2 separate regions of the Homo sapiens genome follow, and region 1 is linked to region 2. A link is a loop called in an ENCODE intact Hi-C map of the cell type or tissue named here. Cell type or tissue: endothelial cell of umbilical vein. All regions are shown on one strand. Links, peaks and the distances in the headings refer to the core of each region. The heading gives the core; the rest is flanking DNA.

What was found. Hi-C counts contacts between places; a loop is a spot of excess contacts. Peaks named below come from ENCODE experiments on the same cell type or tissue, not always from the same donor. Only the 100,000 strongest peaks of a DNase experiment are listed, where the experiment ranks them.
Region 1: a loop joins it to region 2, with 3 times the contacts of the local background. A loop is called at or near these places in 29 of 110 quality-filtered maps.

What each region holds. Positions count from the first base shown.
Region 1 is chr6:37,146,930-37,163,205 of GRCh38, forward strand. No RefSeq gene overlaps it. Among named protein-coding and RNA genes, the nearest start is that of PIM1, 15 kb to the right of the region's middle. In endothelial cell of umbilical vein, for the core only: no CTCF peak of the experiment used is centred there; a DNase peak (open chromatin) is centred at 10,512; H3K27me3 peaks cover 469 bases.
Region 2 is chr6:37,095,567-37,111,842 of GRCh38, forward strand. No RefSeq gene overlaps it. Among named protein-coding and RNA genes, the nearest start is that of PIM1, 66 kb to the right of the region's middle. RefSeq lists silencers at 4,027-4,321, 6,987-7,126, 7,137-7,316, 10,132-10,191, enhancers at 6,293-6,900, 6,901-7,508, 7,755-7,804 and a cis regulatory region at 14,094-14,918. In endothelial cell of umbilical vein, for the core only: no CTCF peak of the experiment used is centred there; DNase peaks (open chromatin) are centred at 7,175 and 7,945; H3K4me3 peaks cover 696 bases; H3K27ac peaks cover 1,839 bases.

The DNA of each region.
Region 1 (16,276 bases), core at 6,034-14,033, 54 kb after region 2:
TGCAGTGCATATTTGTTTGTTTTAGAGACAGAGTCTCATCTGTCTCCCAGGCTTTGTTGCAGTGGCACCATCATAGCTCACTGCAGCCTGGAACTCCTGGACTCAAGCGATCATCTTCCTACTTTAACCTCCTGAGTAAATGGGATGACAGGGTTGCACCACTATGTCTGGTTAATTTTTTTTTTTTTTTCGAGACGGAGTCTCGCCCTGTCGCCCAGGCTGGAGTACAGTGATGTGATCACGGCTCACTGCAACCTCCACCTCCCGGGTTCAAGTGATTCTTCTGTCGCAGTAGCTGGGACCACAGGCACGTGCCACCATACCAGCTAATCTTTGTAGTTTTTAGTAGAGACAGGATTTCACCATGTTGGCGAGGCTGGTCTTGAACTCCTGACCTCGTGATCCACCCACCTCGGCCTCCCAAAGTGCTGGGATTACAGGTGTGAGCCACTGCGCCCAGCCAAGAAAAGGTCTTTCTATGTTGCCCAGGCTGGTCCTGATCTCCTGGCCTCAAGTGATCCTCCTGCCTCAGCCTCCCAAAGTGCTGGGATTACAGACATGAGCCACTGTGCCCAGCCTAGGAATGCATATTGTATATATGGATAATAACAATTAAAAAATGTAAGTCAGACTATTGAATCTAAGGGGATATGAGTGCAAGTAACTACACACATGGTGGTGGCTCGGGAAAGCTTTTACAGCAGGTGGGCCTGCTGAAAATCCTTCCACGGCCTTCTACCACTCTTCAGATAAAATTCATACTCCTCAGAAAGGCACACACAGGCTGGGCACGGTGGCACACACCTGTAATCCCAGCACTTTGGGAGGCCGAGGCGGGTGGATTGCCTGAGATCAGGCGTTCGAGGTCAGCCTGGCCAACATGGTGAAACCCCGTCTCTACTAAAAATACAAAAAGTAGGAGAGTGTGGTGGTGCATGCCTGTAGTCCCAGCTACTTGGGAGGCTGAGGCAGGAGAATCACTTGAACCTGGGAGGCAGAGGTTGCAATGAGCCAAGATTACACCACTGCACTCCACACTCCAGCCTAGGTGACAGAGTGAGATTCCATCTCAAAAAAAAAAAAAAAGAAAGAAAGAAAGGCATACACAGCTCTTCATGATCACCTGTGGCTGCTTGTTCAGTTGAATTTCTCTCCACTCCCTTTTCACTCCAGGGACCATACTCAGCAGCAAGGTAAAAGTCTGTGATAATGTGAATTTCAGATGTAGCTGCAACTGATAATTTGTTCTCTATCAAGCTCCCACTCCCCTTCTCAAATGGGGGTAAAATGTTGGAGGTGGGGCAGCTGAGAAGTGACTGCCTCATGATCATCTGGACTTTCTCACTTCAGTGAGCCTTGGTTGTGTACATAAGGAATTTCACTATCTTTACCTTGTGTGCTTTTCCTGATAGCACAGATCCTACTGAAAAATAACCATTTTTCTTTAACTTCACAATGATAATGCAACCTTTTCCTCTATTTTGTGCTTATAAAATTTTTGGATTAGCTGGGTGTGGTGGCACATGCCTGTAATCCCAGCTACTCCGGAGGCTGAGGCAGGAGAATCGCTTGAACCTGGGAGGCGGAGGTTGCGGTGAGCCGAGATTGCGCCATTGCACTCCAATCTGGGCAACAAGAGCGAAACTCCGTCTCAAAAATAAATACATAAATAAAAATGTTTGCACCCTACTTACTACAGCATGACTTTTTTTTTTCTGTTCATGCAAATTCATGCCTCTGGATGTTTGCACATGCTTTTTCTTATTGCTGAAATTTGAGTTTTCCCATCCTATCCTTCCACTAGCTGATTCTTCCATTTATTTTCATGTTTCAGGACCCATGGGCTGCCTCTGCGCTGAAGCCTTACCTGATCCTGGAGATCAGATTTAAAGGGTTTCATTGCTTTTTTTTTTTTTTTTTTTTTGAGACGGAGTTTCGCTCTTGTCGCCCAGGCTGGAGTGCAATGGTGTGATCTCGGCTCACTGCAACCTCTGCCTCCCGGGTTCAAGCGATTCTCCTGCCTCAGCCTCCCGAGTATCTGGTGCCTGGGACTACAGGCGCCACCATGCCCAGCTAATTTTGTATTTTTAGTAGAGATGGGGTTTCTCCATGTTGGTCAGGCTGGTCTAGAACTTCTAACCTCAGGTGACCTGCCCGCCTCAGCCTCCCAAAGTGCTGAGATTAAGGTGTGAGCCACCATGCCTGGCCAAAAGGCAACTATTTTTATGATCAGGTTCAATAGTCCCTCATGTGCGTATCTGTATAAATTCATATTGATGTCTAGGATCTTCTCACTTGTGAATCTTATTTTTATTATTTTTGAGACAGAATCTTGCTCTTGTTGCCCAGGCTGGAGTGCAATGGTGTGATCTCAGCTCATGGCAACCTCCACCTCCTGGGTTCACGCGATTCTCGTGCCTCAGCCTCCCGAGTAGCTGGGATTACAGAGGCGCACCACCATGCCCGGCTAATTTTTGTATTTTTAGTAGAGACGGGGTTTTACCATGTTGTCTAGGCTGGTCTCGAACTCCTGACCTGGTGATCCGCCCGCCTTGGCCTCCCAAAGTGCTGGGATTACAGGGGTGAGCCACCGCGCCTGGCAGCGAAGCTTATTTTAACCAGTCCCACGTTAGTGTTTGCCTGTCCCAGCTCACTCATTTTGGTTGATCTAGGCTCTAGTCACTCAGCCATTCCCAGAGAAGGTCCTAAATCTCTGAAAACTTTAGTATTGTTTTCAGAGTTTATTTTGCAGCAAATCATAGGGGCATTAATAGTTTCTGATTTGAATTTTTCCCTGTTCTTACAATTCTAGGTAGAGAAAGGTCTTCTCTAAGCCTAGGGGATGTGTGCTTTCTGGGTGGGTTCCAGAGTAAATGCCTTTTTCCTTAAGTGATATAAATAGTCTAGTCACTACTTCCAAGCCCTATTAAGAAGAGGAACAGAACTGTTTCCTCTAGTGTCCCCTGAGAGCTGATAACTGGATGCCAAGAAGTTGGCCAGATCATGCAGGATAGACAGCTGTCTACATGGTGTAATTTGAGGGGTTTGAGGAAATCCCCCATCTTAAAATATCTTTCCCAATGGCCCTACACATGCCTGAAATGTATGACTTATGTCTCAGAGTAAGGTGCTGCTGAAATGCAATTGTTATCCATGAGTAGACTCATATTCAGCCATTATCACTCATTAGCATCCCAGTTTAAATTAATTTATCAGATTAGTTGGCTGAGTAGAGTCCCAAAGACATGCAGGCACAAGACAATAAGTTTTAATGAGAACGCTGATCCCAAAGGGTCTGAAGTATGGGGTACTGGGCCAGTCAGGTGAAGGGTGGCAAGGATGGTCAGAACAGTTTGAGGGCAGCTGGGAAGGTCTGGTCAAAACTCCGGAGGGGAGATGTAGAATGTGGGTTGGGGAGGCTCTGAAGACAATCCCAGGATTTCTCTATTTTGAATATCACCACAGTAAAGACTCTTTAAAAACAAACGAGCAAACAAAAAACCACAACACTCTTTTTCCTTTGGGGTTATTTTATTAGGTTATTTCCCCAAAGTGGAATTTCCAGGTTAAAATTAAAGTTTTGATTGCACAACGTCAAAATGCTACAGAGCCACTGATCCTGTGTAAGTATAGTTGGGTTGAAATGTCTTTGTATAATTAGAATAATCATCTTTGTAGAAGGCCACTCATTCTTTCATTCAACCAAAAGCTGTTGAACTTATAGTAAATGCCAGGTGCCATATTAGGATCTGGGGCTACAAAGACAAAATCAATACTCTCTACTTTTTTGTGGTTGTTTTTTTGAGACAGGGTCTCCTCTGTCACCCAGGCTGGAGTGCAGTGGCACAATCACAGCTCATGGCAGCCTCAGCTTCCCCAGCTCAGGTCGTTCTCCCGCCTCAACCTCCCAAATAACTGGGACCACAAGCATGCACTTCCATGCCCAGCTAATTTTTACATTTTTGTAGAGATGGAGTTTCACCTGGGTTCAAGCAGTCCACATGCCTCTGCCTCTGAAAGTGCTGGGATCACAGGCATGAGCCATGGCACCTGGCCAGTAATCCCTACTTATACTCCTCAGTTTGAGATAATTCAATTATTCTTGGTTGTTCTTTCTTTCTTTTTTTTTTTTCTTTTTTACTTTTTTTTTTGAGATGAAGTCTCGCTCTTGTCCCCCAAGCTGGAGTGCAATGGCGCTATCATGGCTCACTGCAACCTCTGCCTCCCGGGTTCAAGCAATTCTCCTCCTTCAGCCTCCCGAGTAGCTGGGATTACAGGCGCCTGCCACCACGCCCGGCTAATTTTTGTATTTTTAGTAGAGATGGGGTTTCACCATGTTGGCCAGGCTGGTCTCAAACTCCTGACCTCAGGTGATCTGCCCACCTCGGCTTACCAAAGTGCTGGGATTACAGGTGTGAGCCACGCACCCGGCCGAACCTTCCCTTTCCCTTCCCTTCCCTTTCCCTTCTTCTCTCTCTCTCTCTCTCTCTCCCTCTCTCCCTCCCTCTCTCTCTCTCTCTTTCCTTTTCTTTCTGATGGAGCCTCACTCTGTCACCCAGGCTGGAGTGCAGTGGCGCAATCTCAGCTCACTCCTGCCTCCCAGGTTCTCCCTACCTCAGCCTCCCAAGTAGCTGGGATTACAGGTGCACGCCATCACACCCGGTTAATTTTTGTATTATTATGATTTTTTTTAAAAGAGACAGGTTTTCACCATATTAGTCAGGCTAGTCTCAAACTTCTGACCTCAAGTGATCCGCCCACCTAAGACTCCCAAAGTACTGGGATTAGAAGCATGAGCCACTGCTCCTGGCCAGTGTCATATCTTTCTATTACATTTCCGACATTCTTTTTTTTGTTTTGAGATACGGTCTTGCTCTGTCGCCCAGGCTGGAGTGCAGTGGTGCAATCTTGGGTCACTGCAGCCTCAACCTCCAAGGCTCAAGCAATCCTCCCACCTCAGCCTCCTGAGTAGCCAAGACTATAGGTGTGTGCCACCATGCCTGGCTAATTTTTGTATTTTTTGTAGAGACAGGGTTTCGCCATGTTGGCCAGGCTGGTCTCGAACTCCTGGCCTCAAGTGATCTACCTGCCTTGGCCTCCCAGAGTTTTGGGATTACAGGCATGAGCCACTGGGCTTGGCCCCTGACATTCTTTTTTTTTTTTTTTTTTTTTGAGATGAGTTTTGCTCTTGTTGCCCAGGCTGGAGTGCAGCGGTGCAATCTCGGCTCACTGCAACCTCAGCCTCTCAGGTTCAAGCAATCCTCCTGCTTCAGTCTCCTGCGTAGCTGGGATTACAGGCGCCTACCACCACGCGACGGCTAATTTTTTGTATTTTTAGTAGAGATGGGGTTTCACCGTGTTGGTCAGGCTGGTCTTGAACTCCTGACCTCAGGTGATTCACCGGCTTCAGCCTCCCAAAGTGCAGGGATTACAGGCATAAACCACTGCACCTGGCCGGGCTCTGACATTCTTATTTTGATTTATATTATCCTGGAGTCTTCAATTTTTTTTGCCTTGAAAACTATTGCCATTTTGTATGGTCTTTTAAAAAGTCACCATAGTACTATATGTGTGTTGAATTGATTCAAATATTACAGTAAAATTTCACAGTAATCCCATCTCCCAGAGAGGACCAATATAAGTAATTTAGTTAATTATCGTTTTTAAATCACCCCGTACTGAGTGCCTATGATATAATTGCCAATTATTGAGCTATATCTAGGAGAGAGCTGTTATTAGCCTCAAATTACAATGAGGAAACTGAGTCTTTAGAATTTAAAATTACACAACTCCTAAGTGGCCAAGTCAGGATTGAAACCCACCTCTGTCTGACTCCAAAACCGGTACTCATGTTGAGCATGAAAGAGTCATTTCTGGCCCCGTGCGGTGGCTCATGCCTGTAATCCCAGCACTATGGGAGGCCGAGGTGGGTGGATCACCTGAGGTCAAAAGTTTGAGACCAGCCTGGCCATCATGATGAAACCCTGTCTCTACTAAAAATACAGAAAATGAGCTGGGCATCGTGGCGGGTGCCTGTAATCCCGGCTACTCGGGAGGCTGAGGCAGGAGAATCGCTTGAACCCGGGAGGCAGAGGTTGCAGTGAACTGAAATTGCACCATTGCACCCAGCCTGAGCAACAAGAGTGAAACTCTGTCTCAAAAAAAAAAACAAAAGAGAGTAATTTCTTGAACACTTTAATAGCTAATATCTAAAGACTATTAACACTCACCCAAAAATAAGATTTTCTTGTCATAGGCTGGGCTTGGATGGGAGTTATTGGATTTCAGAGTCAGTATTTTTGTAAAATCTTTCTTTTTTCTTGAGATGGAGTTTTGCTCTTGTTGCCCAGGCTGGAGTACAACGGCGTGATCTTGGTTCACTGCAACCTCTGCCTCCCAGGTTCAAGCGATTCTCCTGCTTCGGCCTCCCACATAGCTGGGATTACAGGTGCCCGCCACCACATCCAGCTAATTTTTTTTATTTTTAGTAGAGACGGGGTTTCACCATGTTGACCAGGCTGGTCTCGAACTCCTGGCCTCATGATCCATCCACCTCAGCCTCCGAAAGTGCTGGGATTACAGGCATGAGCCACCGCGCCTGGCTCACTCCTTCCTTCCTTCCTTCATCTTTCCTTCCTTCCTTCTCTTTCCTTCCTTTTCTTTCTTTCTCTCTTTTTCTTTCTTTCTTTTTTCTTCCTCTCTCGCTTTCTTTCTTTTTTTTTTTTTTTTGACAGAGTCTTAGCCAGGCACAGTTACTCATGCTTGTAACCCCAGCACTTTGGGAGCCTGAGGCAGGCGGTCACTTGAACTTAGGAGTTTGAGATCAGCCTTGGAAACATGGTGAAACCCCATCTCTACAAAAAATACAAAAATTAGCCAGGCATGGTGGCACATGCCTGGAGCCCCTGCTACTTGGAAGGCTGAGGCAGGAGGATCACTTGAGCCTGGGGAGGTGGAGGCTGCAGTGAGCTGTGATCGCATGCCACCGCACCCCAGCTTGGGCGACAGACTGAGAATCTGTCTTAAAAAAAAAAAAAGTGAAAAACAGAGAATCTTGCTCTGTTGTCCATGCTGGAGTACAGTGGCACAATCTCAGCTCCCTGCAAATTCCACCTCCTGGGCTCAAGTGATCCTCCCTTCTCAGCTTCCAGAGTAGCTAGGACTATAGGTATGTGCCATCAGCCTGGCTAATTTTTGTATTTTTTTATAGAGACAGGGTTTTACCATGTTGCCCAGGCTGGCCTTGAACTCCTGGGCTCAAGCGATCTACCTGTCTTGGCCTCCCAAAGTGCTGGGATTACAGGTGTGAGCCACTGTGCCTGGTGTAAAATTTTTCATAAAGTGTATTAGTCTGCTAGAGCTGTCATAACAAAGGACTACACAATCTGGATGCCTTAAACAACAGAAATTAAATTTTGATCCAATTCTGGAGATTAGAAGTCCAAGGTCCTGATGTCTGTAGGGTCAGTTTCTTTTGAAGCCACTCTCCTGGGCTTGTAGACAGGTGTCTTCTCAGGGGTAGAGCATTTGACTGCAGATGGCTGTCTTCTCCTCCCTGTATTTTCTTTTTTTTTTTTTTCCCCTTTGTTATTGTTGTTGGAGACAGGGTCTTACTCTATCCCAGGCTGGAGTGCGGTGGTACAATCATGACTCACTACACTCTCGAACTCCTAGGCTCAAGCAATCCTCCCACTTCAGCCTCCTGAGTAGCTGGGACTACAGGTGCATACCACCATGCCTGGTTATTTTAAAAAATATCTATTTTTTGGTAGAGACCGGGGTCTCACTATGTTCCCCAGGATGGTCTTGAACTCCTGGCCTCAAGCAATTTTTTTTTTTTTTTTTTTTTTTTTTTAGACAGAGTCTTGCTCTGTCGCCCAGGCTGGAGTGTAGTGGTGTGATCTCGGCTCACTGCAACCTCTGCCTCCTGGGTTCAAGTGATTCTCCTGCCTCAGCCTCCCAAGTAGCTGGGATTATAGGTGCCCACCACAACATCCAGCTAATTTTTTTGTATTTTTAGTAAAGATGGGCTTTTACCATGTTGGCCAGGCTGGTCTCGAACCCCTGTCCTCACGTGATCCGCCCGTCTTGGCCTCCCAAAGTGCTGGGATTACAGGCATAATCCACCACACCCAGCCTCATCTCCTCTTCTTATAAGGATACCAGTCATATTGCATTAGGGTCTACACATATGACCTCATTTTACCCTAATTACTTCTTAAAGGCCCTATCTCCAAATACAGTTATATTTTCTGAGGTACTAGGGAGTTAGGACTTTTACATGAATTTTGGGGGACACAATTCAATCCGTTACATAAAGTAAACCTAAAAGTATTAATCATCATATGAAAAGAGTAGGATAATGGGATGTTGGTTTTCTGCCGAGCCATATTCACTCCTGTGGTTCAGTTTTAGAAATATTTATTAATATCCACTGTGTTCAAGTCTTGATGCTAGGGAAACAAAAACTGCAAGGACACAGGCTCTGCCTTCCAGGAGTTCACAGACTCTCTGGAGAGCCATGAGACAGACCATGGGTTCTGAAACCCCAAGGTACACTGGAGTCGCCTGGAGTGCTTATCAAAACACAGATCGCTGGGCTCCACCCCCGGAGTTTCTGATTCAGTGGGCAGGCAGTGGGCCCGATAATTTGCATTTCTGACAAGTTTCCAGGTGCTGCTGGTCCGAAGACCACACACTTTCAGAACTACCGAACTAGACATATCAAGAGCACGTGTGATGTGTATGATTGAGGTGGCACAGGTGCACAGAGACGAGACCATTTTCTGTTTTCATGCTAAAGCAGTTGAGGAGACAACTGGGAAAGTCCCTCTGCACCTGAAAATTCCCCAGGAAAAGTTCTAGTTAGCATTTAGACCTTGAACTTGTAAACATATTACAGCAAAAAATATGCATTGCCTATGCCATTAATTTGCCACTTGGTAAATACTACCTTTCGTTACTAATTATATCTCTATAAGAACCTAGGGTAACAATAAAGTCTGAGTTCACTATCCTTGTTCTGCAAATGCTATGAGAACTTTGGCAAATTACTTCCTGTCTCTGAGATTTGGTTTTGGTCATCTGTAAAATAGAGATTAGGACAGTCAAGGTGGTTTGCACCTGTAGTTCTAGCACTTTGGGAGGCCAAGGTGGGAGGATTGCTTGATGCCAGGATTTTGAGACTAGCCTGGGCAACAGAACAAGACCCCCATCTCAAATTATATTTAAAAATGTTTTTGAGACAGGTTCTCACTCTGTTGCCCAGGCTGGAGTGCAGTGGTGTGATCATAGCTCACTGCAACCTCAAGCAATCCTCCCACCTCAGCCTCCTGAGAGGCTGGGACCACAGTCGCATGCCACTACGCCTTGCTAATTTTTAAAAAATTTTGGGGGCTGGATGTGTTGGTTCAGGCCTGTAATCGTAGTACTTTGGGAAGCTGAGGCTGGTGGATCACTTGAGCTCAGGAATTTGAGACCAGCCTGGGCCACATGGCAAAACTCTGTCTCTACAAAAAATACAAAAATTAGCTGGTCATTGTGGCATGTGCCTGTAGTCCCAGCTACTTGGAAGGCTGAGGTGAGAGGATCACTCGTGCCCGAGAGGTTGAGACTGCAATGAGCCGAGGTTGTGCCACTGCACTCCAGCCTGGGCGACAGAGTGAGACTGTCTCAAAAAAACAACACACATACCCACACACCAACTCCACACACAAATTTTAGGTAGATACAGGGTCTCACTCTTGCCCAGGCTGGTCTCAAACTCCTGGGTTCAGCATTCCTCCTGCCTCGGCCTCCCAAAGTGCCGGGATTACAAGTGTGAGCCACTATGCCTGGCCTATATGTGATTCCTTAAGCAGGAATTAGGACCATATCTTTTGCCTCTGTATATAACTCCATGTATTTAGCACAGTACTTTAAACATAGTAGCTGTTCAGTAAAGGTTTATTAATTAATTGACCAAATCAGTCAGTATCACTGCAAGATACAAAAGATTCTTATGGGCCAGGTGAAGTGGCTCACGCCTATAATCCCAACACCTTGGGAGGTCGAGGCGGGCGGATCACGAGGTCAGGAGTTAGAGACCAGCCTGACCAACATGGTGAAACCCCATCTCTACTAAAAATACAAAAATTAGCTGGGCGTGGTGGCAGGTGCCTGTAATGCCAGCTACTCAGGAGGCTGAGGCAGGAGAATAGCTTAAACCCGGGAGGTGGAGGTTGCAGTGAGCCAAGATTGCGCCACTGCACTCCAGCCTGGGCGACAGATTGAGACTCCAACTCAAGAAAAAAAAAAAAAGATTCTTATCTTACTGCTATAAAGATTGTAGTTTCCCTTTAAGCTAAGGCTAACCCTTACCCCATATGCCTGGCCACTAAAAGCTCTCATTTTTAGCAGCCATTCTTCTTTGACACTACTCACCTACATGGTCAACTTTTAACATTGTTCCAATCACCATTCATTTCTTTTGCACACATATTGAAGGAAATTATCCATGAACTCTATTGTCTTTCCATTCATTACCTTACATCCTGATTGTATTTAATCTGGCTCAGAGCCCTCCATGCTCTGAGTGTGAACTCTAACACACAAAGAGCTACCCCATACATTGTCCCCCAATTAGGGCTTGTGTCTGTCTGATCTGTAGACCTTGGGCAAGTTATTTACCTTCTTGGGTAAAATAATAAGATAACTAAAGAAAAAAAGTGTCATACAGATATAAATAACATGTACAAATGTGTATGTGCCATATATATGCCCCATAAAGTGATTAGTTAGAATAGTTCTTAGCACATAGTAATTGCTCAGTTAATATTATATATTATCTCTACAAATTAGACTATATCTATTTCTCTAGGTCTTTGACTTAGGAATCTGGCAATCTTAATTTATAGAAGCACTTTTCTGAAAGAGGTAAAAATTTTCTTTGAAATCTCTCTATATATTTTTTATTTATTTTATTTTTTTGAGACGGAGGGAGCCCCAGGCTGGAGTGCAGTGGTGCAATCTCTGCTCACTGCAAGCTCTGCCTCCCGGGCTCACGCCATTCTCCTGCCTCAGCCTCCCCAGTAGCTGGGACTACAGGCGCCCGCCACCACGCCCGGCTAATTTTTTGTCCTTTTAGTTGAGACGGGGTTTCACTGTGTTAGCCAGGATGGTCTCGATCTCCTGACCTCGTGATCCGCCCGCCTCGGCCTCCCAAAGTGCTGGGATTACAGGCATGAGCCACTGCACCCTGCCTATTTTTTTATTTTTTATTTTTTTGAGACGGAGTCTCGCTCTGTGGCTCAGGCTGGAGTGCAGTGGCGCGATCTCGGCTTACTGCAAGCTCTGCCTCCCAGGCTCACGCCATTCTCCTGCCTCAGCCTCCCCAGTAGCTGGGACTACAGGCGCCCGCCACCACGCCCGGCTAATTTTTTGTCTTTTTAGTTGAGACGGGGTTTCACTGTGTTAGCCAGGATGGTCTCAATCTCCTGACCTCCTGATCCGCCCACCTCGGCCTCCCAAAGTGCTGGGATTATAGGCGTGAGCCACCACGCCCGGCTATTTTTTATTTTATATGTACTTTCTGAGACAGGGTCTTGTTCCATCACCTAGGTTGGAATGCACTGGCATGATCATAGTTTACTGCAGCTTCGACCTTCTGGGCTCAAGTAATCCTCCCACCTCAATCTCCCGAGTAGCTGGGACAAAAGACAAGTGCCACCATGCCTAGCTAATCTTTAAATTTTTTTGTAGAGATGGGGTCTTACTATGCTGCCCAGGCTGCTCCTGAACTCCTGGTCTCAACCAGTCCTCCCACCTTGGCCTCTCAAAGTGTTGGGATTACAGGCAGGAGCCACCATACCTGGTGAAGTCTATATTTTTATTTTTATTTTTTATTTTTTTTGAGATGGAGTCTTGCTCTGTCTACCAGGCTAGAGTGCAGTGGCGCAATCTCGGCTCACTGCAACCTCCGCCTTCCGGTTTCAAGTGATTCTCCTGCCTCAGCCTCCCAAGTCACTGGGATTACAGGCACCTGCCACCAGGCGCAGCTAATTTTTTTGTATTTTTACTAGAGACAGGGTTTCACCATGTTGATCAGGCTGGTCTCAAACTGCTGACCTCGTGATCCACCTGCCTCCGCCTCCCAAAGTGCTGGGATTACAGTCATGAGCCACTACGCCCGGCTATGAAGTCTATATTTTTAAAAGAGCAAACAGCTATCCATCTTTTCATTATAATATACAATAAAAGTGGGCCCGGTGCGGTGGCTCACGCTTATAATCCCAGCTCTTTGGGAGGCTGAGGTGGGCGGATCACCTGAGGTCAGGAGTTCAAGACCACCCTGGCCAACATGGTGAAACCCAATCTCTACTAAAAAATACAAAAATTAACCAGGCATGTGGCGGGTGCTTGTAATTCCAGCTACTCAGGAGACTGAGGTGGGAGAATTGCTTGAACCCAGAGGCAGAGGTTGCAGTGAGCCCAGATCGTGCCACCTGGGATCATCCTGGGAGACAGAGTGAGACTCCATCTCAAAAAATAAAAAATAAATAAATAAATAAAAGTGGCAGGGGCAAGATTGAGGCAGGGGAAATTCAGTCTCTTAGATGTGTTCTCTTTGGGGTTTAATTCAATTGTTTTAAAAGGTATCTGTTTAGCACCTCTCAAAGGGAACTATGTGGTCTTTAAAAATGTGCAATACAAGCTAGACACCATGGCATGCCTCTGTAGTCCAAGCTACTTGGGAGGCTGAGGCGGGAGGATCACTGAGCCCAGGAGTTCAAGGCCAACCTAGACAATATAGTGAGACCCCTGTCTCTCTTTTTTTTTTTTTTTGAGATGGAGTCTCGCTGTGTCGCCAGGCTGGAGTGCAGTGGCGCGATCTCGGCTCACTGCAACCTCCACCTCCCGGGTTCAAGCCATTCTCCTGCCTCAGCCTCCCGAGTAGCTGGGACTACAGGTGCATGCCACCATGCCCAGTTAATTTTTGTATTTTTTAGTAGAGACGGGGTTTCACCATGTTGGCCAGGATGGTCTCAGTCTCCTGACCTTGTGATCCACCTGCCTCAGCCTCCCAAAGTGCTGGGATTACAGGCATGAGCCACCGCGCCAGGCTGAGACCCGTCTCTTTTTTTTTTTTTTTTTGAGATGGAGTTTCGCTCTTGTTGCCCAGGCTGGAGTGCAATGGTGCAATCTCTGCTCACTGCAACCTCCGCCTCCTGGGTTCAAGCAATTCTCCTGCCTCAGCCTCCTGAGTAGCTAGGATTACAGGCATGCACCACCACGCCCGGCTAATTTTGTATTTTTAGTAGAGATGGGGTTTCTCCACATTGGTCAGGCTGGTCTCGATCTCCCGACCTCAGATGATCTGCCCGCCTCGGCCTCCCAAAGTGCTGGGATTACAGGCATGAGCCACCGTGCCTTGCCAACCCGTCTCTTTAAAAAAAATTTTTTTTACGGCCAGGCACGGTGGCTCACGCCTGTAATCCCAGCACTTTGGAAGGCCGAAGCAAGTGGATCACTTGAGGTCAGGCGTTCGAGGCCAGCCTGGCCAACGTGGTGAAACCCTGTCTCTACTAAAAATACAAAAATTAGCCAGGTGTGGTGGTATGCGCCTGTAATCTCAGCTACTCGGGAGGCTGAGGCAGAAGAATTGCTTGAACCAGGGAGGCGGGGGTTGCAGTGAGCCAAGATCATGCCATTGCACTCCAGCCTGGGCGACAGAGAAGACTCCATCTGAAAAAAAAAATTTTTTTTTTTTACAATATGATCTCTGCACTTGAAGAGCTGATGGTCTCATTGGGGAAACATGAGTCCTTTCAAAGTGGGTATTAAATTAATGCTTGCTGCTCCTTAAAATGATGCTATAATGACAGTAACTACTTAGATAACAAAAGAATATGATTGTATCAGATTAGTATTACAAGTAACTGCTGTGAGTTTAAAAACTATTGGCTGGAGTGGTCAGGGAAAGCTGTAAGAAGTCCAAATGGCCTTCAGTTGGTCTGAAAGGACAGACAGAATTTGGGGATGTGTGTGCAATTTGGGTTAAAGAATGTAATCTGTGTTGTCTTTAAGCCCTGCATCAGAGGACCAGCTATTTGCCAACATAACTCCCATTTACAAGAGTAACTTCAGATAAAACCCTGATGACTGCCAAGTCTGACTTTCTCATCTAGTGAGTGGGTGTCTCTCTAATAAAGTAGCATCACTGAACACAGAAGCAAGCTTAACCTATCCAGGGAAAAGTGACACCATTTCTATAAAGGGAACAGCACAGCTCCCTAGTTCTCCAGAGTGAGCAAGATTGTATTTAGACATGCAAAGAATCTCTGACAAAGTAATACATTGAAGGCCATAAAAAACAGCTCTGTATCTGTAGTATAGTTGTTCTAGTTCTGGCTGTGGTGAGCTGTCATGTTTGTTTTAGCAGCATGCCACCTAAAAAGAGAAGTAAAACAGAGTTGGAAAAGAGGAAGTATATGTTGAAAATGTAAGTTTCTCCAAATTATTGAGTAGATTTCGTCCAATAATGTTACTACATGTCTTTTTTATCATTTGGAACTTGGAACACTCTGTGTATTAACCACGATATAAGCAAATATTCCTAAACTATAAGCTTCAAAGGATTATTTGAATAGAGAATCTTCCTAGTTTCTTCTTCAGTAGACTGAAATAGCCAGGCACAGTGGCTGACGCCTGTAATCCCAGCACTTTTGGAGGCCGAGGTGGGCAGATCACGAGGTCAGGAGTTCGAGACCAGCCTGGCCAACATAGTGAAACCCTGTCTCTACTAAAATCACAAAAAGTAGCTGGGCATGGTGGCGCGTGCCTGTAGTCCCAGCAACTGGGGAGGCTGAGGCAGGAGAATCGCTTGAACCTGAGAGGTGGAGGTTGTGGTGAGCCGTGATCGTGCCACTGCACTCCAGCCTGGGCAACAGAGGGAGACTCTGTCTCAAAAAAAAAAAAAAAAGACTGAAATAAAATATCTGTCATCTTTTGCAACATGACATCAGGAGCTCCTACTAATTCTCTCTGGCTTCTTGCTTTTGATTTAAAAACTTTTGAGGCCGGGAGCGGTGGCTCACGCCTGTAATCCCAGCATTTTGGGAGGCTGAGGTGGGTGGATCACAAAGTGAGGAGTTCAAGACCAGCCTGGCCAAGATGGTGAAACCCTGTCTCTACCAAAAATACAACAATTAGCTGGGTGTGGTGGTGCACACCTGTAATCCCAGCTACTAGGGAGGCTGAAGCAGAAGAATCGCTTGAACCCATGAGGCAGATGTTGCAGTGAGCCGAGATCGCGCCACTGCACTCCAGCCTGGGTGACAGAGCGAGACTCCGTCTCAAAAAAAAAAAAAAAAAAAAAGAAACTTTTATTCATTCATTTCATGCGTATTGGGGAATACAAAAAAACAACACAAAGCATCTTTTGCTTCACTTCCTGACTCTACTCACCGTGTTCTCTCTCTCCTTCCTACTTACTCGTATTTTACTCATTAAGACCTGAGTTAAGATCTACATCCTCCATGGAGCCTCCCCGGACCTCTTCAGCCTCCTCTGAACCTTGACTTTGTGGATGATGCTATCAGAACTTAATCACAGAAGACCTTGTTAAATCTCTTTTTTTGTTTGTATGTTAGAGACAGGGTCTGACTCTGTCGCCCTGGTTGGAGTGTAGTGGCACGATCAAGGCTCACAGCAACCTCTGCTACCTGGGCTCAAGCAGATCCTCCTCCCGAGCTCAGCCTCCCGAGCAGCTGGGACTACAGGTATATGCCATCACATCCAGCTAATTTTTGTATTTTTTGTAGAGACGGGGTTTCACCATATTGGCCCACCTGGTCTTTAACTCCTGGGCTCAAGTGATCCACCAGCCTCAGCCTCCCAAAGTGCTGGGATTACAGTCATGAGCCACTGTGCCCGGCCGTTAAATCTCTTAAACTCATTTTGTGTTCCTTGGAAAGGCAGAATGGCATGGTGGGTAGGAGATTGCTCTGCCACTTAACAGTGTAGCCTTGGGCAAATTACTTATCTCTGTTCCGTTTATTTATCTGTAAACCAATGAAGATAGTAAAAATGCCCACCTCATAGGATTTATATGGGGATATAAATAGAACAATGCCTAGCACATCATTGATGCTCAATATTGGCTTTTAGTACCCTATCTCTTTTGCCCCTCCCGCCAATGATTTTCATTTCTTAGCCTTTATGTTCAATTAAAGGATGATGGTTTCTGCCTTCAATATATTTATAGTCTAGTTGTAGAGATGAGACAAATACAGAAAAA
Region 2 (16,276 bases), core at 3,050-11,049:
TTTTATACAAGGCCATCTCTATAGCCAGTCCTGTGTTGATTGCAGAATGGGGGTGGGGAGTGCCACTGAGGAAACTGAAGAAAACAGAAGAGACTATTCCCACCTTTAAGAAGCTGACAATATGTGGCCAAGTGCTCCAAGAGCACTTGGAATATTGTGGCTCCAAGAGCTACAATAGTGGCTCACACCTCTAATCCCAGCACTTTGGGAGGCCGAGGCGGGCTAATCGCCTGAGATCAGGAGTTCAAGACAAGCCTAGCCAACATGGTGAAACCCCATCTCTACTAAAAATCCAAAAATTAGCCGGGCATGGTGGTGCCCGTAATCCCAGCTACTCAGAAGGCTGAAGCAGGAGAATCATTTGAACCTGGGAGGCAGAGGTTGCAGTGAGCCGAGATCGCGGCACTGCACTCCAGCCTGGGCAACAGAGAGAGACTCCGTCTCAAAAAAAAAAAAAAAGAAGTTGACAATTTGTGTAAGATGACAACAAGCTTTCCATTTGTGCAACACCTCACAGTTTTCAAAGTCCTTTCATTATCTCATTTAATCTTCTTCACAATCCTGCCAAATAATTTTCATGATCTCTGCTCCAGAATGAGGAAACCAAAGCTTTCCAAGTCACAAGGGCCTGCCCCCAAGATCATCTAACCAGCCAGGGAAGAGCTGGAACTTGACCTCAGGTCTCATGATTCCCCCCCACCAAGGAGGAATGGCACACTACCAAGACAGCCCAGCTCAGTGGTTTGTAACCTGCCCCAGCATGAAGACCCCTTGTTCCCTTTGGAAATGACTGCAGCCCTGCAAAGGAGAGAAGCTGTTATTCTGGGCTTTGGTAAACGGGGAAAATTCATAGTGACAAAAAACAATCAGGCCTTCAGCACAGCTGAAAAGGAGTAGCACAGTTATACACCAGACATTACTTACACAGTTGGCAGATAGTATTTGGAGTTCAAATAGACATAGAGCTTCTTGGAATAATTCTGCAGCCCACAGGCAGTAACGACTGGCCGGGCCTATACTACCAAAGTAGTTCAGAGAAGGCACCATCTCTAAAATCTGTGTTCTTGACCAGGGCGTGGGGGTAGAGGGGTATGGGGGCATTTAAATTCAATGAGGTTGGCAAAAATCAGGACTGAAGAAATAGTGGGAGCAAAGGAGCTTGGCTGAGGGAGACAGGTGTATGGAGAGACCCAAAGGATATATGGATGTATGTGTATTTCTTTTGCAGAGAAGGGTTGATTCTAGATGCCCAATGGCCATTTGAACAGTTAGAGTAAGAGGGGGACTGGGAGTGGAGAGAGTGGTCTAGAGATGAGATAATGCTAGTCAAAATCCCTTACCTGATGCCTTTGGGTCAGATGTGTTTTGTAATGCAGAGTCTTTCGGATTTTAGAAAAGGAACACAGTGCCATGCCACATATTTTGCAAAGCCCCCAGCAGAATCTGGGATGTCATCAAATACTTTAAACAAATACTTTAATATTCCTGCAAAAAAGTACATGGAAAATTCACACTAGGTGGGAATAAAAAAAACTCAGGTTTTGTCTGGGTGCTGTGGCTCAAGCCTGTAATCCCAGCAGTTTGGGAGGCCGAGGCAGGCGGATCGCCTGAGGTCAGGAGTTCAAGACAAGCCTGGCCAACATGGTGAAACCCCATCTCTACAAAAATACAAAAATTAGCCAGGCATGATAGCGAGTGCCTGCAATCCCAGCTAGTCAGGAGGCTGAGGCAGGAGAATCGCTTAAACCCAGGAGGCGGAGGTTGCAGTAAGCCGAGATCGTGCCATTGCACTCTCCAGCCTGGGTGACAGAGTGAGACTCAAATCTCAGGTTTTGTTGCCAAATGTGTTTCGTTTTCAGAGCTTTTAGGTGTTTGGAGTTGTAGATGAGATATTGTGAACTTAAAAATTGAATAAATGTTACTTTTGGCTTGTTTGCATTCTAAGCTGATTGACATGCATTATCTCATTTAATCCTATGTCAGCACTATGAGGTTATTATTCTCAATTACCAGTGGAGAGAACCGAGGTTAAGAGATGTTGAGTGACTTGCCCAAAGTCACTCAGCTGGTCAGTGGCAGAGTGGGGACCAGAACCCAAGTCCCTGAGATTCCAAAGCAAATTCTATCTGCCTAGGGAGAAGCCCATTCTGCCAACCTTACAATTTTGTCTAGGTCAACCACTCTTAAGAAGTGAAATTATCCATCAAGGAACAAAGAGAACAACTGAAGTCCCAGCTTGTGGTACTGAGTTCTCACCTATCACTTTTAAGTATTTTGGATGGCCGCCCTCTACACCATACCATTTCCCAGTGCACCATGTGCCAGCTGAACAAAACAGGCAGCCACTCCATGCCCTGAGCCTGTAAAGATCCCTGGTGATCACTAATTTTTCACCTTCCAGAATCTGCTCAAGGCAGTGCAGTGCAGCAGTTAAGCACATGGATGTTAGAGTATGGAGGACACATCCCAGCTCTGCAACTCACCAGCTGTGCAACCCTGCAAGACATTACACCTCTCAGGGCTTTGGTTCCCTTACCTGTAAGATACGGTATTGGCTGGGCACAGTGGCTCACGCCTGTACCCCAGCACTTTGGGAGACTGAGGTGGGTAGATCATGAGGTCAAGAGTTTGAGACCAGCCTGGTCAATATGGTGAGACTCTGTCTGTACTAAAAATACAAAACTTAGCCAGGTTTGGTGGCGGGTGCCTGTAATCTCAGCTATTCGGGAGGCTGAGGAGAATTGCTTGAACCTGAGAGGTAGAGGTTGCCATGAGCTGAGATGCCACTGCACTCCAGCCTGGGCAACAGAGTGAGAATTTGTCTCAAAAAAAAAAAAAAAAAAAAGCCAGGCATGGTGGCTCACACCTGTAATCCCAGCACTTTGGGAGGTCGAGGTGGCGGTTCATGAGGTCAGGAGATCGAGAGTGAAACCCCGTCTCTACTAAAAATACAGAAAATTAGCCGGGCGTTGTGGCGGGCACCTGTGGTCCCAGCTACTCGGGAGGCTGAGACAGGAGAATGGCGTGAACCTGGGAGGCGGAACTTGCAGTGAGCTGAGATCACGCCACTGCACTCCAGCCTGGGCCACAGAGCAAGACTCCGTCTCAACAAAAAAACAAACAAACAAAAAAAAAAAAAAAAAAAAAACACCTGCCTTATTGCTGTTGTGAAGATTAAGTGAATGAATATACATTAAGTCCTGAGAAAAAAGCTGTCCTAGAATAAGCACTTGATGTTGTGCCTATGAAAGAGTCTTTTCTGCGCCCAACCAACCACTCCCTTCTCTACCCTGCACACTGGCCATCAGAGTGCTTGTACCACCTTTCCCCCACTTATTTGTCTGCTCCGACACCCAGGATAGAGTGCAGTGGCATGATCATGCTCACTGCAGTTTCAACCTCACGGGCTAAAGTGATCTTCTCACCTTAGCCTCCTGAGTGTCTGAGACTACAGGTGCACACCACCCCACCTGGCTAATTTTTTTATTTTTTGCAGAGACAAGGTCTCCCTGTACTGTCCAGGCTGCTCTCTAACTCCTGGGCTCAAGCAATCCTCAGGCCTCAGCCTCCCAAAATGTTGGGATACAGGCCTTAAGCCATGGCACCCAGCCTGTATCTGTTTTTTGCTAATAAACTAACATATTGTAAGGAGGAGTTGTGCTGTACTCAGTTCTGTCCCAGCACTCAACACAATGCCAGGCATACCATAGGCACTCATTTACTGCTGAAGGAATGAATGAATGAATGGGCTATGTCTGCAAGTGCTTATAATTTTATTATGGAGAAAGTCATCAATTTGAAAATAAATAATATGATTCTCATTTTCCACAGGCATATCATAAAATCCTATTTCTTGTAAAGCCGTAGGAAAGGGGGTTGGCAAAAATCACATAAGTTGCAATCCCAAGACACCATGGAGTTGACGGTATGCTGGGTGATGGGTTGTGCCCATGTGAAAAATAGCTGCACTGCACATGCCAGCCATGGGACAGTCAGTGCCTCTGGGAGTCTGGAGATGGGAGAGGGCAGAACAATATGAAATGAGTCACAAATGTGCATGTCATCCTTGCTCAAGGTAAAATAGGACTGTTGGGTAACAATAGGAACCATGTCACAAGGCAACACGAGGCAAGTGCATGCCTTTGAGTGATGGGCACAACCATGGGTGTGGGGTTCAGAGGATGGAAAGCCCCCTTCCCCAGGATGCTTTCTTCCTCAATTGCTTTCTTCCAAATCAAGATCTCATGTGAAGCCAGTGGTTCACACCTGTAAACCCAGCATTTTGGGAGGCCAATTTGGGCACAATCACTTGAGCTCAGGAGTTCGAGACCAGCCTGGGCAACATGGTGAAACCCCATCTCTACTAAAAATACAAAAAATTAGCTTGGCCTGGTGGTGCGCTCCTGTGGTCCCAGTTACTCAGGAGGCTGAGGTGGATCACTTGAGCCTGGGAGGCGGAGGTTGTGGTGAGCCAAGATTGTGCCACTTCACTCCAGCCTGGATGACAGAGTGAGACCCCATCTCAAAAAACAAAAAACAACTCATGTCGTTGGTGGTACACAACTGTAGAACTGTAGTCCTAGCTACTCGGGAGGCTCAGGATGGAGAATCGCTTGAGACCAGGAGTTCACGCAAGACCTTGTCTAAAAAAGGAAAAACAGGCCAGGTGTGGTGGCTCAAGCCTGTAATTCCAGCACTCTGGGAGGCTGAGGTGGGCAGATCACCTGAGGTCAGGAGTTCGAGACCAGCCTGGTCAACATGGTAAAACTCTGTCTCTACTGAAAATACAAAAATTAGCTAGGCGTAATGGTGCACAACTATCATCCCAGCTACTTGAGAGGCTGAGGCAGGAGACTTGCTTGAACCTAGGAGGTGGAGGTTGCAGTGAGCCGAGATTATGCCATTGCATTCTAGCCTGGGCGACAGAGCAAGACTCCATCTCAAAAAAAAAAAGACTGGGCGCAGTGGCTCACTCCTGTAATCCCAGCACTTTGGGAGGCTGAGGCGGGGGATCACGAGGTCAGGAGATCAAGACCATCCTGGCCAACATGGGGAAACCCCGTCTTTACTAAAAATACAAAAATTAGCCGGGTGTGGCAGCACGTGCCTGTAGTCCCAGCTACTCCGGAGATTGAGGCAGGAGAATTGATTGAACCCCAGAGGCGGAGGCTGCAGTGAGCCGAGATCGAGCCACTGCACTCCAGCCTGGGCGACACAGCGAGACTCCATCTCAAAAAAAAAAAAAGAAAAAGAAAATGAAAAAAAAATCTAATGTGGGTGCATCTGATCGGTGGAACTTAGGTCACCTGCTTACATGTTAGTTGCAAGGACATCTGGGAAGGTCAGTTTCTGGCCTTTACTTTGGGGAAGTGGGATTTATGATGTGGGAAAAACCCAAAATAGGAAAGTTGATCAAAAAATGCTGGTGACTGTAGGCAAGGCAAACGCCCCCTACATATGGTTTAGGATTTTTTTTTCTCATAAATACAGAATACTAATTTAATCATTCTCTGAACCTCCAGTGCCTAGCTCAGTGCCTGGCAGACAGCAGAACTCAATACACTAGAAAGGAAAGGAAGAGGGAGGAGAGAGAGATTGCACATTTACATGCTGCCTTACCAAGCAAGGTTGAATGAAGACTTGCTGTTTGGGTACATAAGACTCCCAAGGCCCTTTAGGAATTTGAAGGAAGGGGACTCCCTTGCACATACATGCTTAAGTCACACCTGTAAGCTCTGGCGTACAGCCTCCGGACCACATGAAACGCTCGATGTGTCCTGAGTAGTCGTCCACTTTCTCTGTAGCCCACCTGTTTGCTTACTGTCACTCAGGCTGTCACTGAATCTCCTCCCCTCCCTAGTCCCAGGAGAGGTTTTACTAGTCTCTGAAGGCCAATCTAAAACAGTTGTTGCAAAGGCAACGCCAGAGGCCTCCCAGGGTGATGACTATGTTGACAAAGATCACTGGCACCTAAATTCAAGCAGGTCTGTAAAACTCTGTCTTGTTCTTTTTTTTTTTTTTTCTTTTTGATATGGTGTCTCACTCTGTCGCCCAGGCTGGAGTGCAGTGGCGCGATCTCGGCTCACTGCAAGCTCTGCCTCCCGGGTTCACACCATTCTCCTGCCTCAGCCTCCTGAGTAACTGGGACTACAGGCGCCCGCCACTATGCTCAGCTAATTTTTTGGTATTTTTAATAGAGACGGGGTTTCACCGTGTTAGCCAAGATGGTCTCCATCTCCTGACCTCGTGATCCGCCCGCCTCGGCCTCCCAAAGTGCTGGGATTACAGGCGTGAGCCACTGCGCCTGGCCTGTCTCGTTCTTCATGGTCAAGGTGGGCCATGACAATGATAACATGGGTCCTGCCTCTTAAAGTTTATATTGTAGTTTAATTGGTGAGCACACACACGCTTAAATGATGAGCAGCTCTCTGGGTGCCAAATGAAATAGGAAAAAGCAAATGCTCCCAAGGTTTAAGGAAGACCAGGTTGGCATAGCTGAGCTGATGAGAAAAGGTGCTGGAAAGACGGGGGGCTGTTAAGGGATGAAGTAGTTAGAGTACGTGGGAGCTGTGGCAAACCTGCATTCTTCCCTAACCCTTCCAAACCAGGTCAGATCCCGGTAGCATCACCACGGTACCCTTCATATCAAGGCTGAATTTCATTTTGGTGATTATCTGATCCGGTGTCTGCCTCCTCCATTTTACAAAGATCTTGCCATTGTGCCCCAGGACAGCGATAGGTGGGCAGAGGCCAGTGAGGACCAGGTCAGGGCGAGGCTGCTGGGAGGGAGAGGCTGAGCCGATCACAAAGACAGTCTGCAGCTTTCCTCCTCCCCCTCCCCCAGGGAGGAGCAGCTGATGTGTTTCAGGAGTGTTCCAATCCAATTAGTGCCCTCCCTCCCCTCCACGGTGGCCCAAGCCACCACTCCCTTCCCCGAGGTGGAGACTGGGTGGGGAGGGGGTGCTGAGGAGGTCTGAACATCCTGACCCAGCTCCTCGTGGCAGCACAGCTGGCTCGCTGCTACTGAGCTCAAGGCTGCTATGACAGCGCTCGTTTCCAGGCGACTGTTCTGGGGAATGCTCTGTTTTGGCAACCAGAGGGCCCCCGGGTAAGGGGGGCCCGCAGGACGCCGCGTCATTTGCATGGCAACCTCCTCCCTCCCCGAGCTGCGCGCTGCTCTGCGGCAGGCGGGCAGCCTGGCCCGGCCGCCCCGGCCCCTCGCCCTCCGCCCAGGCCCGCCTTGCGGCTCCGGCGCGGCGCTGTCACCGCCTTCTCCACACCGGGAGGCGGAGGCTGCACGCAGAGCTAGGGCATTTCCGGAAAGGCTGGTGCCCTAGGGAAGTGGGGAAATGATGCTTGGGGACAAAACACTGAAATGGGGGAGGGGAAATGAAATAAAATCTTTCCAAGCCAGAGTCAAAGTCACATGGCTTGGTAGCATCAAAATGCATTCTGGATAGCAGGGTTGGCTCACAAAATGTTTATTTAGGTGAACTCACAGCTAAGCCCTAGGAGATACTCAGAAAATTTCTTTTGGATCATTACACTGCATGTGTGTGTGAATTTGGGAATGGGAAAAAATATTTCTTACCTAGGCAAATAAGGCAGTGATATTCTTAGGAAATATTTTCAAATTCTTGCAGGGGGACTTGGTGACATTGTATTTTCTGAATTTGTTGGAAGAAACCGAAAGAGAAAATAAATTCCTGGGAGCCTCCCTTCTCTCCTGCATATACCCACCCCACCCAAACCACACACACCAGCACAAGTCCATGATGCCAACTGGGATACCAGGGCTGTGACATGTGGACCAACATTAACTGCCCAAGGACACATGCCCTGGGCTGGAACCTGAGAGGGGGTTGGGCCGGGGCAGGTCACCCCAGCTGAGCGATCACATTTCCCTGGCAGCTGTCCAAGGGGCAGCTCCCAGCTGCACCTGTTTGTGGGGTGATTTGCTTTTATCAGTATTGACACAGCAGCAGGGCCAGGGAATAGCATAGTAATAAATAAATGAGAGAGGGAAAAAAAATAAAAAAAGGCCGGAGCCACCGAGGCGAGGCAAAAATGCTGAGGTCTTTTTTTGCTTGTATGTCAGCGCATTCAATCCAGTTTCCCCACCCCTGAAATCTCTGAGGATCACAGAGCAGGCTTGGCATGGGAACTCTGGGTCTTAAAGAGATAGAATTGCAGAATCAGAGGCATCTTAAGATCCTTTTGTGCCAGGCGTCCCTAACCAGCAGATCTCAGGGTTACTTGCTACCCTCACCTGCCCCTACTGTTTGTCAGGAACCTCAGCAGGAAGGGAGTTTCTTCCTCTCTCTGCCAACTTTAGCATCAGGGAAGTAGAATAATTCAAGTGGAGGGTCTGGAGTTAGTCAAACCTAGGATCAAATCCTGGCTCTGTCTAGCTGTGTGACTTGGGGTATATTAACTAACTACTCTGAGCCTCGATTCCTCTCCGGAAAAAATGGAGAAAATATCTTTCCTTTTTTGTTTTGTTTTGTTTTGTTTTTTGAGACAGAGTCTCGCTCTGTCGGCCAGGCTGGCATGCAGTGGCATGATCTCAGCTCACTGCAACCTCTGCCTCTCAAGTTCAAGCAATCCTTGTGCCTCAGCCTCCTGAGTAGCTGGGATTACAGGTGTCCGCCACCACACCCGGCTAATTTTTTGTATTTTTAGCTGAGATAGGGTTTCACTATGTGGCGCAATCTCGGCTCCGTGCAACCTCTGCCTCCCGGGTTCAAGCAATTCTCCTGCCTCAGCCTCCCAAGTAGCTGGGATTATAGGCGCCTGCCACCACGCCCAGCTAATTGTTGTATTTTTAGTAGAGGCGGTGTTTTACCATGTTGGCCAGGCTGGTCTCAAACTCCTGACCTCAAGTGATCCGCCCACCTCAGCCTCCCAAAGTGCTGGGCTGCCAGGCATGAGCCACCGCACCCAACCTCCCTCGGCTTTCTTTCCAGGATTGGAAAAAAATGCAGTACAAAACAAAAAGCAAAACAAATCTGTGGAATCTGATCTATTCCAGAAATGAGAGAGGGGAAGCAAGAGCCTGACGCTCTCTTCGTTCCTCAAATAGGGCCAAAGGTTGCCTCTTGGTTTTTCCAGCCTTGTTGTCACTCTTCAGGGGGCCGCAAGCTGACTCACCTATGCTCTAATACAATATGATACAGTAAGTCGGATGTAAACAAACCTGTTCACCAGAAGCCACCTGACCAAGCCTAGAGATAAAATGCACTTGTAAAAATTACTAGCAATAAAGTCACTACCATGTTTCAAACACGGAGGCAGGTCTCCAGGGTCAGGCTAGTGTATCAGCCATAAACATGGTTTCTGCTCAGACCGCTCAGCTCTAACCCCAGGCCTGACACCTACCAGTCACATGCCTGTGTCAGGTTATTTTACTTTCAGAAGCTTTGCTTTTCTTGTCAGTAAGATGGGGGCAAGAATACCCCATCAGCTTGTTGTGAGGACCAAATGCATGAAAAGCATGTAGTAAGAGCTTCACAGGGAGAAAATACTTGATCATGTTAGCACATGGGATCATTACTGTTAGATGAATGAGGCCAGACACTGTCATATTTATCTCTATATCCCCAGATCCTCAAGGCCTGGGATTTGGTAGGTACAGTAATGTTTGACGAATGAATGAATGCCAAGGCCCCTGCCCAAAAGAAGTCAAAATCTACTAGGGAAATATAAGACGTCAACTGCCCATGCCACTCACATGTGGGAGACAGCAGAGGGTTAAAAGCCATTCTGCCAGTCCCCAGGCCCCAGAGGAGGCAGTCCCTTTGATCCTTCAGTTTCATCTATCCAGGATGCTTTCAAGAGAGGAAAACAGGAAGTATCCCTGATAGCCCCTGCTTGCTCTTTTTTTTTTTTTTAAATGATGGGGAGTAGGAGGAGGATGGTCCTTTGGGTCACATTTTGTCAGGAAATCAGCCTCCTTCCTTTCAAATGCTGGAGCTTCCAAGGGGGCAGATAAATAGCTTCTTGCTCAATGCAAAGAGAAAGATGTGGTCCAGGGTAACGAGTTAGGGTTCCTTAGTTGACCACATTACTGTAACCAGATTGCAGGTGGTTTCAGACTATGTCGTCCTTCGCTTTCATTCACTCACTCACTCACTGTTGACTAAGTGCCTAGCCCTGGGCTGGACCTTGGGGTTATGGCTCAGTGTCTAACGTCCAGCATATAAATAGACCAAAAGATACAGGACAGTGAGATCAGAGAAGGTGGGGTGAACACAGAAAATTAAGAACTCTAAAGGAGAAAACAGCAACAGGAATGAGAAAGAGGTTATAGAAGAGAGAAACATAAAAGAAAAAAAGAAAAAACCTGGAGAAGGATAAATGTATAGGAAAGAAAAAAAAAAACAAGTTTATAAGAATTTGTAGCCAAGACAATAAAAGCCTCATAATAGAGGTGCATGCAGGAGAAAGCCATAAGCTCCAGGGACACACAAGGATGACAGCATGGGTAGAGGCAGGAAGGAAAATAATGACTTAAGACTGCAGATCTGGTGCTAACTTAGCCAGCCCCAAAAAGAGAGTATTTGCTAACCCCTAGTGTGCTAAAGTCATATTTAAATGTTTAATTTGTTAATAAATTCAGTTATATTAATACTTTGTACATCATATTATGTACTTTGTACATAATACAATGTACATCATTTGCCAATGATGGACATTGGTTACATGGGTGGTTCCATTTGTCAACATTACACAGTTAAGATTTCTGCATTTCAAGGTATGTAAATTTCACTAGAAGTTAAAAAAAAAGAACTATAAGAAATAACCAGGCTGGCCAGGCGTGGTGGCTCATGCCTGTAATTCCAGCACTTTGGGAGGCCAAGACAGGAGGATCACTTGAGGCCAGGAGTTTGAGACCAGGCTGGCCAACATGGCGAAACCCTGTCTCTATTAAAAATACAAAAATTAGTTGGGTGTGGTGGCATGCGCTTGCAGTCCCAACTACTCAGAAGGCTGAGGCACGAGAATCACTGGAACCTGGGAGGTGGAGGATGCAATGAGCCGAGATCGTGCCACTGCATTCTAGCCTGGGTGACAGAGTAAGACTCTGTCTCAAAAATAATAATAATCATTAAATAACCAGGCTGGGCGCGGTGGCAGGTGCCTGTAATTCTAACACTTTGAGAGGCCGAGGTGGGAGGATCGCTGGAGGCCAGGAGGTGGAGACCAGCCTGGGCAACAAAGCAAACCCTTCCCACCACATATAGAGGAAAAGAAATAACCATCACGTGGGCAAGGTGGTGGAGGTAGAGATGAAACAAGAAAGAATGCTGATGATTGCTGAATTTGGGGGATCTATACATGGAGGTTCATTATATTGTTCTGTTGACTTTGAATTTCTTTGAAATTTTCCATAATAAAAGTTTCTAAAAGTGGTCCATAATGTGTCACTGTTATCCTCAAGCAAATTCTTTTGTGTTATCAGGAAGTCAGCTGAGACATTATCTAATCCAGTGTTCCTGTTAGAGATGAGGAAACTGAGGTGCACCTTGCCTTGTTCGAGGTGTTCTCAGATATCAAGTGGCAGAGCCGACGCTGGACTCTCAGGAAGAGCACCACCCTTTTGACCTTTCCACCCTCCCCTGCTCATGGGAAGCCAGCTCAGAGCTGGTCTTTGGCTGCAGATGGAATTTACCCCTTACCTTAGGTTACCTTTCCAATCCCCAGGCCCAGGTCTTGATGTGCAGGGAAATCGAGTGGGATCGGGGAGTCTCGTGGAGGCAAACCACTTTTCTCCTCCCTGTTTGGGTTCTCAAAGATAATCCTGAGTTTGCAGAAAGTCCATGAGGTCCCCTAGCTACTATATGTCAAAGGTGGGAAAGGAAACCCACACAATTCATCAAAGATTTCCGGCAAGGAATCAACACTGAAAGAAGAGTCCCAGCTCCTCGGCTAACAGGGGTGTTGCCTTAGTGCAGTCAATTCACCTCTCTTACCTTGGTTTTCTCACTTGAAATAAGAGAATGAAGATTTCGGGTTCTATTTATCTTACAGGGTTGACGGGAGGATCCCAAGAGAGGGGAAGCACTTTGAAAAGTGAAAAGGGGGGAGCGGGGGAGGGATAGCATTAGGAGATATACCTAATGTTAAATGACGAGTTAATGGGTGCAGCACACCAACATGGCACATGTATACATATGTAACTAACCTGCACGTTGTGCACATGTACCCTAAAACTGAAAGTATAATAAAAAATAAAAAAAAAAGAAAAGTAAAAAGAGGGCTCGGCACAGTGGCTCACACCTGTAATTCCAGCACTTTGGGAGGCCGAGGCAGGTGGATCACCTGAGGTGGGGAGTTCAAGACCAGTCTGACCAACATGGAGAAACCCCGTCTCTACTAAAAATACAAAATTAGCCAGTGTGGAGGCACATGCCTGTAATCCCAGCTACTCGGGAGACTGAGGTAGGAGAATTGCTTGAACCCAGGAGGCAGAGGTTGCAGTGAGCCGAGATTGCACCATTGCACTCCAGCCTGGGGAACAAGAGCAAAACTCTGTCTAAAAAAAAAAAAAGAAAGAAAGAAAAGTAAAAAGAGGCTGGGCACAGTGGCTCACGCCTGTAATCTCAGCATTTTGGAAGGCTGAGGCGGAAGGATCACCTGAGGTTAGGAGTTCCAGACCAGCCCCTGGCCAACATGGTGAAACCCTGTCTCTATTAAAAAAATGCAAAAATTAGCCAGTTGTGGTTGCAGGCACCTGTAATCCCAGCTACTCAGGAGGCTGAGGCAGGAGAATCGCTTGAACCCAGGAGGTGGAGGTTGTAGTGAGCAGCGATCGCACCATTGTACTCCAGCCTCGGCAACAAGAGCAAAACTCCGTCTCAAAAAAAAAAAGAAAAGAAAAGAAAAGTAAAAAGAGATGTACAAATTATTATTATCATTGTTTTGTTTTTCACCCAGGCTGTAGTGCAGTGGCGTGATCTTGGCTCACTGCAACCTCTGCCTACTGGGTTCAAGCAACTCTCATGCCTCAGCCTCCAAAGTAGTTGGAATTACAGGCGTGCACCACTATGCCCAGCTAATTTTTGTATTTTTAGTAGAGATGGGGTTTTGCCATATTGGCCAGGCTGATCTCGAACTGCTGACCTCAAGTGATCTGCCTGCCTCGGCCTCCCAAAGTGCTGGGATTATGGGTATGAGCCACTGTGCCCCATCAGCCACTGTGCCTGGCCCGTCCAAATTTGATGTAGCATTATCACAAAGTGAGGGGTGGGGGAAGAGCAAGAAATGACAAGGAAGGAAATCAGGGAACCTTTTGTAAGATATATATATATATATATATATATATATATATTTTTTTTTTTTTTTTTTTTTTTTTTTTTTTGAGGCAGGGTCTCACTGTGACACTCAGGCTGGAGTGCAGTGGCACAATCTTGGCTCACTGTAGCCTCGAACTCCAGGGTCAGGATGCATGCTATCACACCCGGCTAAGTTTTGATTTTTGATTTTTGTTTTTTGTTTGAGATGGAGTTTTGCTCTTGTTGCCCAGGCTGGAGTGCAATGGCATAATCGCAGCTCACTGCAACCTCTGCCTCCCAGGTTCAAGTGATTCTCCTGCCTCAGCCTCCCGAGTATCTGGGATTACAGGCATGCATCACCATGCCCGGCCAATTTTGTACTTTTAGTAGAGATGGGGTTTCTCCATGTTGGTCAGGCTGGTCTCAAACTCCCGATGTAGGTGATCTGCCCACTTCGGCCTCCCAAAGTGCTGGGATTACAGGCGTGAGCCACCGCGCCAGGCCCATTTTGTAGTTTTTGTAGAGATGAGGTTTCGCCTTGTTGCCCAGGCTGGTCTCGAACTCCTGAACTCAGGCAATCCTCCTGCCTCATTCTCCCAAAGTGCTAGTGCTGGGATTACAGGCATGAGCCACGGTGCCTGGCCTGCAAGATTCTTGAGTATTCTCTTTTGGGTTGCGTCTTTGAGGAGAATAGGCTTTGGGGAGCGGGTAATATAGCATTTATTGATGCCTTGCACCATGCCAGACATTGTGTTTTGTTCTCTCTGTAATATCTTGTTTACTCCTCCAAATCACCCGACAGGGAGGTACTGTTATTTTGCTCATTTTGCAGACAAGGAAACAGAGGCATAGAGATGGTTTGGCAACTTGCCCAAGGTCAGACAGCTAGTTAGGGCAGAGGTGGGACTCAAACCCAGTCCATCCTGGGAGTGAAGCCCATGCTCTCACCCCAGGCCTCTCATCTGAGAGCCAAGGGGGCTGAGGAGGCAGCTGAGCCGCCGAGGAATGGCTGGCTGACACCTGGGCATTCGACTCACAGTCAGGAGACCTGGACTCGAGCTCCAGCTCAACTGCTTATTAGCCATGTGACCTGGGCCAAGTCATGCCACCTCTTGGGGCCTCAGTCTCTTCAGCTGCAAAACAGTGATAATAAAACCTGCTCCACCTACTTCGTGGGGCGATGTGAGGATTCCATGAAATCAGTGATAATGCAAATGCTTCGAAAACAACTGCAAAGGGCTGCAGAAATGAAGAGATCATGGTAATTTCTTCAGAGAAGCGTCTCCTGGATTATCTCTTGGTGACATTCTAGCTCATCTCCTCCACCTATCCTCAACAGCCTGAGTGTTGGAAGTCAGAACCCTGACCTTGTGGGTCTCTTCCAATACCGCTTTGGTGCAGAGGCAGAAGACAGCTGTTACAGACCGTACCCACTTAAGAATTCTCCAAACAAACATATTAGAGCATTGGCTTAAGGTTCAATCCTACACCAGGAATTTCAGCAAGGGCCCCTGTCTCCTGTTTGTCGTAAAACAAACAGGCTTTCAGCTACTTGGGCAGGATTTAACTAGCGATCAGCCCTAGAGATAAGTGGATCACGCTCAACAAGCTCACATGGGAATAATTTGTACCCAATAGCAGTTTATAATTTATATCTTTGAATCCACAGTCAGGGAGTTAGTTATCTTTGCAGTGACTAGAGACACAGACTCCCCCCATATTACACGCCCCCTCTGTCCAACACAGAGCTAAATGAGAAGCAGAATGAGTAATCGGGAGACTGAGTAGTGGGCATGAAATCACAGTCCAATGTGTGAATCGCTCATTCTTACTAGAAGCCTGTAAAAATTGGAAGGTGGGACCTCCTTCAGTTTATCTGTTCTGTATACCACCCCCCACCTCTCGCTTACCCGTCATACCTATAGCACTAAGCACAGTGCCTCGCACAACAGCTCAGAGAATGTTTCGAAATGAGTGGAATTAGGGGAAAGAGAATGCAGTGGTTTCACAAGTTTCCTGGAGGTCAAGGTGAAATCTGGTGTTTGGCTCCTTCATGGGACCAGCTTGTTTGTGCCTCTTTTGTTGCGGCCTCTCCCTTCTGGAAACTCATCATCCAGTCCTGAATAGAGTAGCAGCATTCAACTCCATCTAAGCTTAAAGGGACTATGTTTCCAAACCCCACATCAGGAAACAAAGCTTGATGGAACATTTGAAACCAGGAATCTATATCCCAGAAGGATCCACGCCCTTCTGTTTGCACTTGGATTTACACTATCCTCTTTCTGCATTTTGACAGATTTTTCTGAGTCCAGTTTACCAGTTTATAGCTTTCCTTACAATGACTCAGTTACTCCTAAATACATCTAGGGAGATCCCTTAGACTCATCAGTAGACTTTCAAATCACCTAACCCAATGGCTTATTGATCCTATTCTGAAGTTTGCTCGGTTCTACACTTTCTTCTTCCAATGTCTTCTTGGAGGCCCCTACACTATGCATCTACTACCCAGAGCACAGGTGGGGCGGGTAGAACATCTGAGCACAGAGAGAACCCTAATGTGCTAGGTGGTGCAAGAAAGGTCTTGGATTCTGTTTCCAGCTCTGCCTCTAATAATGACTAGCCTGGCCAATCCCTTTAGTAGAGATGGGTGAAACCCCATCTCTACTAAAAATACAAAAAATTAGCCAGGCATGGCTGGGCACGGTGGCTCATGCCTGGAATCCCAGCACTTTGGGAGGCCGAGGCAGGCGAATCATGAGGTCAGGAGTTCAAGACCAGCCTGGCCAACATGGTGAAACCCCATCTTTACTAAAAAATACAAAAAGTTAGCTGGGCATGGTGGCAGGCACCTGTAATCCCAGCTCAGGAAAATCGCTTGAACCCGGGAAGCGGAGGTTACAGTGAGCTGAGATCGCACCACTGCACTCCAGCCTGGGCAACAGTGCAAGACTCCGTCTCAAAAAAAAAAAAATTAGCCAGACATGGTGGCGGGTGCCTGTAAT